2 separate regions of the Homo sapiens genome follow, and region 2 is linked to region 1. A link is a loop called in an ENCODE intact Hi-C map of the cell type or tissue named here. Cell type or tissue: HCT116. All regions are shown on one strand. Links, peaks and the distances in the headings refer to the core of each region. The heading gives the core; the rest is flanking DNA.

The links. A loop is a pair of places that touch in the nucleus more often than their neighbours do. Peaks named below come from ENCODE experiments on the same cell type or tissue, not always from the same donor. Only the 100,000 strongest peaks of a DNase experiment are listed, where the experiment ranks them.
Region 2: it touches region 1 in a loop (7-fold over the local background); 2 of 110 quality-filtered maps call a loop at or near these places.

The regions. Positions count from the first base shown.
Region 1 is chr1:45,568,792-45,571,803 of GRCh38, reverse strand. AKR1A1 (aldo-keto reductase family 1 member A1) reads right to left here. Exons shown (of 9, transcript NM_153326.3): 7 at 2,805-2,877; 8 at 2,575-2,661; 9 at 1,755-1,913. The coding sequence ends at 1,848. Among named protein-coding and RNA genes, the nearest start is that of NASP, 14 kb to the left of the region's middle. In HCT116, for the core only: a CTCF peak has its summit at 1,543 (motif pointing right); a DNase peak (open chromatin) is centred at 1,553.
Region 2 is chr1:44,785,283-44,787,947 of GRCh38, reverse strand. It overlaps BEST4 (bestrophin 4), which reads left to right. Exons shown (of 9, transcript NM_153274.3): 1 at 1-394; 2 at 482-576; 3 at 1,252-1,485; 4 at 1,720-1,874; 5 at 2,272-2,349; 6 at 2,643-2,665. The coding sequence starts at 243. Among named protein-coding and RNA genes, the nearest start is that of BEST4, 1.6 kb to the left of the region's middle. RefSeq lists enhancers at 550-1,235, 1,237-1,326, 1,236-1,921 and a silencer at 1,447-1,576. In HCT116, for the core only: a CTCF peak has its summit at 1,678; a DNase peak (open chromatin) is centred at 1,687; H3K4me3 peaks cover 1,166 bases; H3K27ac peaks cover 914 bases.

The DNA of each region.
Region 1 (3,012 bases), core at 205-2,704:
TATGGAGAACATTTTAGAGGTTTCTCAAAAAACTAAAAATAGAGCTACGATATGATCCAGCAATCTCACTGCTGAGTATATACCCAAAAGAAAGGAAATGAGTGTATCAGAGAGATCTGCACTTCCATGTTTGTTGCAGCACTGTTCACAAAGATTTGGAAGCGGCTGGGTGTAGTGGCTCACACGTGTAATCCCAACACTTTGGGAGGCCAAGAATTTAGGAGTCTTGAACCTAGGAGTTCAAAATCAGCCTGGGAGGGCTGACGCCTATAATCCCAGTACTTTGGGAGGCTGAGGCGGGCAGATCACTTGAGGTCAGGAGTTCAAGACCAGCCTGGCCAACACGGGGAAACCCCATCCCTACCAAAAATACAAAAAATTAGCCAGGTGTCATGGCGGGGACTTGTAATCCCAGCTACTCAGGAGGCTGAGGCAGGAGAATCGCTTGAACCAAGGAGGCGGAGGTTGCAGTGAGCCGAGATGGCGCCACTGCACTCCAGCCTGGGTGACAGAGCAAGACTCCATCACAAAACAAACAAACAAAAAACAGCCTGGGCAACATAAGGAGACCTAATCTCTATAAAAATTTAAAATTTTTGTATACTACAGCCTCGGTGACAGAGACCTCAATTCAAAAAATAAATAATAGAAATCTCAACAGTCTTTTAGGCCTTCCAATCATCAGTTCCTACCAATGCCAGCATTGTTTTATGCCATCGCCTCTACCACCAGGTCCCCCTTACTTTTAGTTGCTGTCCTACAAGTCTTCTTTAGGCTTTTCCAGCAGCGTCTTCCAGTTTCAAGACTTTTCCCTAAGCTGTCCAATTTGTATGGAATGCTGTTCCCACTCTTACCTCCTTTAACTAATTAATCCCTATTCATCTTTCAGATCTTAGCTGATTAAATAAGTAGGCTACTCGCCCTGCACTTCTCATAACACTTCTTCCGACTGTAATTAAACTAATTATGCAATTACTTAGTCTGTCTCCTCAAGTAGGCTGTAGGGACTTATGTGTCTTGGTTATAGCTATATCCCCAGGGCTTAGCATCATGCCTAACCCATAAGTACCCAATAAATACTTCTTGAACAAAGAGCAATGGTTTGGGAAAGTAAAGAGTTTCGTGTGACTGGAGGTTAGAGAGATTTGCCATAAACCTTCCTAAAACCTGTTTATCAGTGGTCTCTGGTGCCCACCAATAAAAAGTGCATAAGATAGGGCCTTAGGGGCCGAGTGACAAGGTCTGGGCAGGACTGTTGCCTCCTGCAGGTCACCTATGCACACTGACTATAGTGTCTGATGGAGAAAGCCCCTGTCCCCACCTTTTGTGATTTTGCAAGCTAGGATTCCCTAACTTCTTAATGTAAGTCGCTTGGACTCTTCAAATTACTAAACCTAGGCACTGGTCAGGACAGGGGGATGGAAACTTAAGGCCCAGGTCCAGCACTGCCTTGAAACCAACGGACAATCATTGCCCTGATCGCTCACTCCTGAGGTGGCCAATTTGAGGCATTCTTGAGAAGACTCCAGGGAAGCATGCAGTGCTTAAGATGTGCCAGTAGATGGCGCTACTTCCCAACGTGCCTAATGCAAGGATACAGAATTACTCAGCCTCCTCACAGGTTCCTCCAGAACCAGGATATGAATATTTGGGCTTCAAGGGCAGGTCACATCCAGCAGCCCGAGGTCTGTCATCCCTGAGGGAAACAGCCTCCATCTCAGGCCTGACCAGGCAAATAAGACAAGCAAGCAATATGGATGCTCCAATGGCTTTATTAACTCCCTCTTTCCGTTGTGGCAGGACCTCATTAGCTGCAGAGCTGGAAGGGAGGCCAAGAAGCTGTGGTCTCAGTACGGGTCATTAAAGGGGTACAGAGGATGCCCTGCATCCCTTGGGACTCTCTTCCCATCCACCTGGAAAGAGAGACAGATAGATTACTCCATCAGCAGGAGTTGCCATTCCAAAGACTCCAGGCATCTTCCCCAAATCTTCCTAAACAAACTCACCTGTGTACAGCACTATGCCAGATGGCATTGGCTGGGATCCCCATCCTCAGAGAACACCACAGTATCAACACCATTCTAGCACCAAACCCATAGCCTGATATGTAGCTACCCCTGCCCCTAAGAGTTTGCAGTCTGAACTGAGATCAAGAGGCCAGGAACCATTTATTTCCCTAAGTACAGCCGACTTCCCTCCCAACCCCAATCCCTCGAGTGAGGTCAACAACGCCTTCTGGGCTCTCCTCATATCATTTACTGAGAATCTACTACATGTCAGGAACTGGGCTCATTTTACACATAGGAAGCTGAGGCTTGGAGAAGTTTAATAACTTGCTCTAGGTTACAAGATATCAAGAAGCAGGACTGGGACTCACAGGTTATATGCCTTATCCCTGAGCCATACTACTTCCCTGAGCTCAATAAAGAGAAATGAGGGCACTATGTCCAGCATAGCAATCCCACCCACAACATTGTGTCCTTCTCACAACCAGCAAGCCTTAGGTCACACCTGGGCCAGAATCCCACCCCAAATCTCACATTCCCCAAGTCTAGGAGGCTGATACATCCTCACCGTAAGCATAGGCACAATATATCTCCAATTTTTGTTCAGGGCATTTAGCTGCTTCATCTCTTCTGGGCTAAAGGTGAAGTCAAACACCTGAGGATGGAGAGTGGGGTTCAAGAAAGCCAGCTTTGTGAGCAGAAGCTGGGGTTCCACAACACTGCCTTTTTAGCCAGGTAGAGTCAGGGCCAAGAAAATGTCCCAAAGAGCTAAAGAAGATAGAACCCATTACCAAGTACCTTGATGTTCTGAAGGATTCGAGAAGGAGTGATACTTTTGGGGATGCAGATCACTTTCCGCTGGACCTGCCACCTAAGTTGGGGGATTAGACAGATGAGGAAAAGGGGTCAGTATTCATAAGCACTATTTTGTTCCCCATGCAGCTTCCCTAAGCTCCTGGAGCACCTGAGCCCTGCTGAAATGGGAAATATGCCTACAGTGGCCTCC
Region 2 (2,665 bases), core at 166-2,665, 780 kb after region 1:
ATGAAGGGACACAGATCTCAGTTCTACCTTGTCCAACTCTAGCCTGGCTTTGCCCATGTACTGCTCAGTTCTGCAGGGGGTGGGGTGTACTTTTCTGCTCTGCAGGCTCCTACCCCCTTGTCCACTGACGCAGGGTGAAGGCTGGGGTGTGTGAGACCAGAGTGGAAGGGAGGTTGTCTGGAGAACTAAACGACAGCCCTGGGGGCAACTCTTGTGACCTCCTGCCCCAGGCTCCCAGCACCATGACGGTTTCATACACTCTCAAAGTGGCGGAGGCCCGCTTCGGAGGTTTCTCTGGCCTGCTTCTCCGCTGGAGGGGAAGCATCTACAAGCTCCTCTACAAGGAATTCCTCCTCTTTGGGGCCTTGTACGCTGTGCTTAGCATCACCTACCGGTAAGGGCAGGGTCTTAGAGCTGGCGCAAGTGGGGAGACTGGGCCACCCACCTCCCTCTAACCCAAGCCTACACCTGCCTTCCCCAGGCTGCTGCTGACCCAGGAGCAGAGGTACGTGTATGCTCAGGTGGCCCGGTACTGCAACCGCTCAGCAGACCTCATTCCCTTGTCCTTTGTATTGGGTAAGGCTCCCTTCTAGTTTTCCCTGTGTCCCCCTTACTGTGTTCCCTGACCTCTGGGTTGGGTTGACAGCTCCGAGGGTCAGAATTACCCAACAGATGGTGTGGTGACACACCTGCAGTCTCAGCTACTCGAGAGGCTGAGGTGAGAGGATCGCTTGAGCCCAGGAGTTCCAGTCCAGCCTGGGCAATGTAGCGAGACTCTGCTAAAAAAAAAAAAAAAAAAAAAAAGAATTACTCAACACGGTGGCAGAGCCTTCCTGGTCAGCCAGAGCAGGCCCAGCAGGCACAGGAGCTGGGTGCTGGGTCCAGGACTTCCAGAGGGCAGGGCCCTATCACTTGCCGGACCCTCACTTCCAGCAAGGCACAAGACACCTGCTGGCCTCACAAGCCCACCCTGGGCACTGCAGGGGAGCTGGACAGAGGTGACAACCCCTTCCCCACCCTCCTGGGAAGCAGTCTCCTGGCTTTGAATCCCCACTTTCCCTCTGCTGAAGGAAGTTTGCCCTCCTCCCTCCTCCTGGCCTCGCACAGCAGGGCACTGGAGCTGAATGTTTCCTTCCCCCTGCCACGATTCAACTGGCCTGGACCAGGCCCTTTGCTGGGGGAGGTGAGGCGCTCCGACCCCCAGGCTCTCCACTCTCCCTTCCTACTCCCTCTATCACGGCGGCCAAGCAGGTTTCTATGTGACTCTCGTGGTGAACCGCTGGTGGTCCCAGTACACAAGCATCCCGCTGCCAGACCAGCTGATGTGCGTCATCTCGGCTAGCGTGCACGGCGTGGACCAGCGGGGCCGCCTGCTGCGCCGCACCCTCATCCGCTACGCGAACCTGGCGTCCGTGCTGGTGCTGCGCTCGGTCAGCACCCGCGTGCTTAAGCGCTTCCCCACCATGGAGCACGTGGTGGACGCAGGTGCGCCGCCCGCCGGGAGCCTCTGGGGGTCCGGCCCACAGCCGGATGCAGGTGGCGCCTGGGAGAGTCCTGGGAGCAGGGGCCTCCAGGGAAGGGTCTGGACTGCGACAGGAACGCGGAACCGCGAGTCCTGGGACAGCCGGTGGACGCGAGGGAGGGGAGCCAGACGGCGGAACAGCAGCCTCCCCTGGCGGCAGAGGGTGCAACTGCACCCCACCTGCTTTACCCCCTCAGGTTTCATGTCCCAGGAAGAGAGGAAAAAGTTTGAGAGCCTGAAATCCGACTTCAACAAGTACTGGGTCCCCTGCGTCTGGTTCACCAACCTGGCGGCCCAGGCCCGGAGGGACGGGCGAATACGTGACGATATCGCTCTCTGTCTACTTTTGGAAGTGAGTGGGCTCAGGACCAGACCCATCTGCCCTCCTCCCTCTAATTTTAAAGATGAATAATAATTTTAATACCTAACAGTTGTATGGCATCAGCTGTGTACCCCAGCCTTTTGGAAGCCCTGTACCCATGTTAACTCATTCATCCCTTACAGCAACTCTTGACATAGGTACTATCATCCTCCTTGCACAGATGTGGAAACTGAGGCACAGAGTAGAAAAGAAATTTGCCTAAGTTACACAGCTAGTTAGCAGAGCTGGGATTCAAGCACCCCATCTTAATACACCTCTGAGGGCAGAATGAGAAAGAGCCTCCTGGCCAGGCCCAGGCCTAGTTTGTGCTGGGCACCCCTGTTCCTTCCTCACCTCTGCTGACTTCCTGTTCCTGCTGTTCCCCCAGGAGCTGAACAAGTACCGAGCCAAGTGCAGCATGCTATTCCACTATGACTGGATCAGCATCCCCCTCGTCTACACCCAAGTAACTGCCTCTCCCCTCCCGAGTCCCAGTGCCTACTGTATGTCCTGTGCTGTGTGTGAGATGAGAAGAATTAGCGATGGTACTTGCCTGGCCATTTCAGTCCCCTGAGGCACCGGGTTCATCCTAAAAGCCCCCCACCACCCCCAACAAGGTGACCCTGTCCCCACTGGTACTGCCACACCAGGATACATGTTTGATTACTTGTCAGACTTCCCATAGATCCTCAGAGGCAGGGGCAGCATTTCTCCTTGGCCCGCTGCATCCTGCACTGAGCCTGGCTCTTCATTCTCCAGGTGGTGACCATAGCCGTCTACTC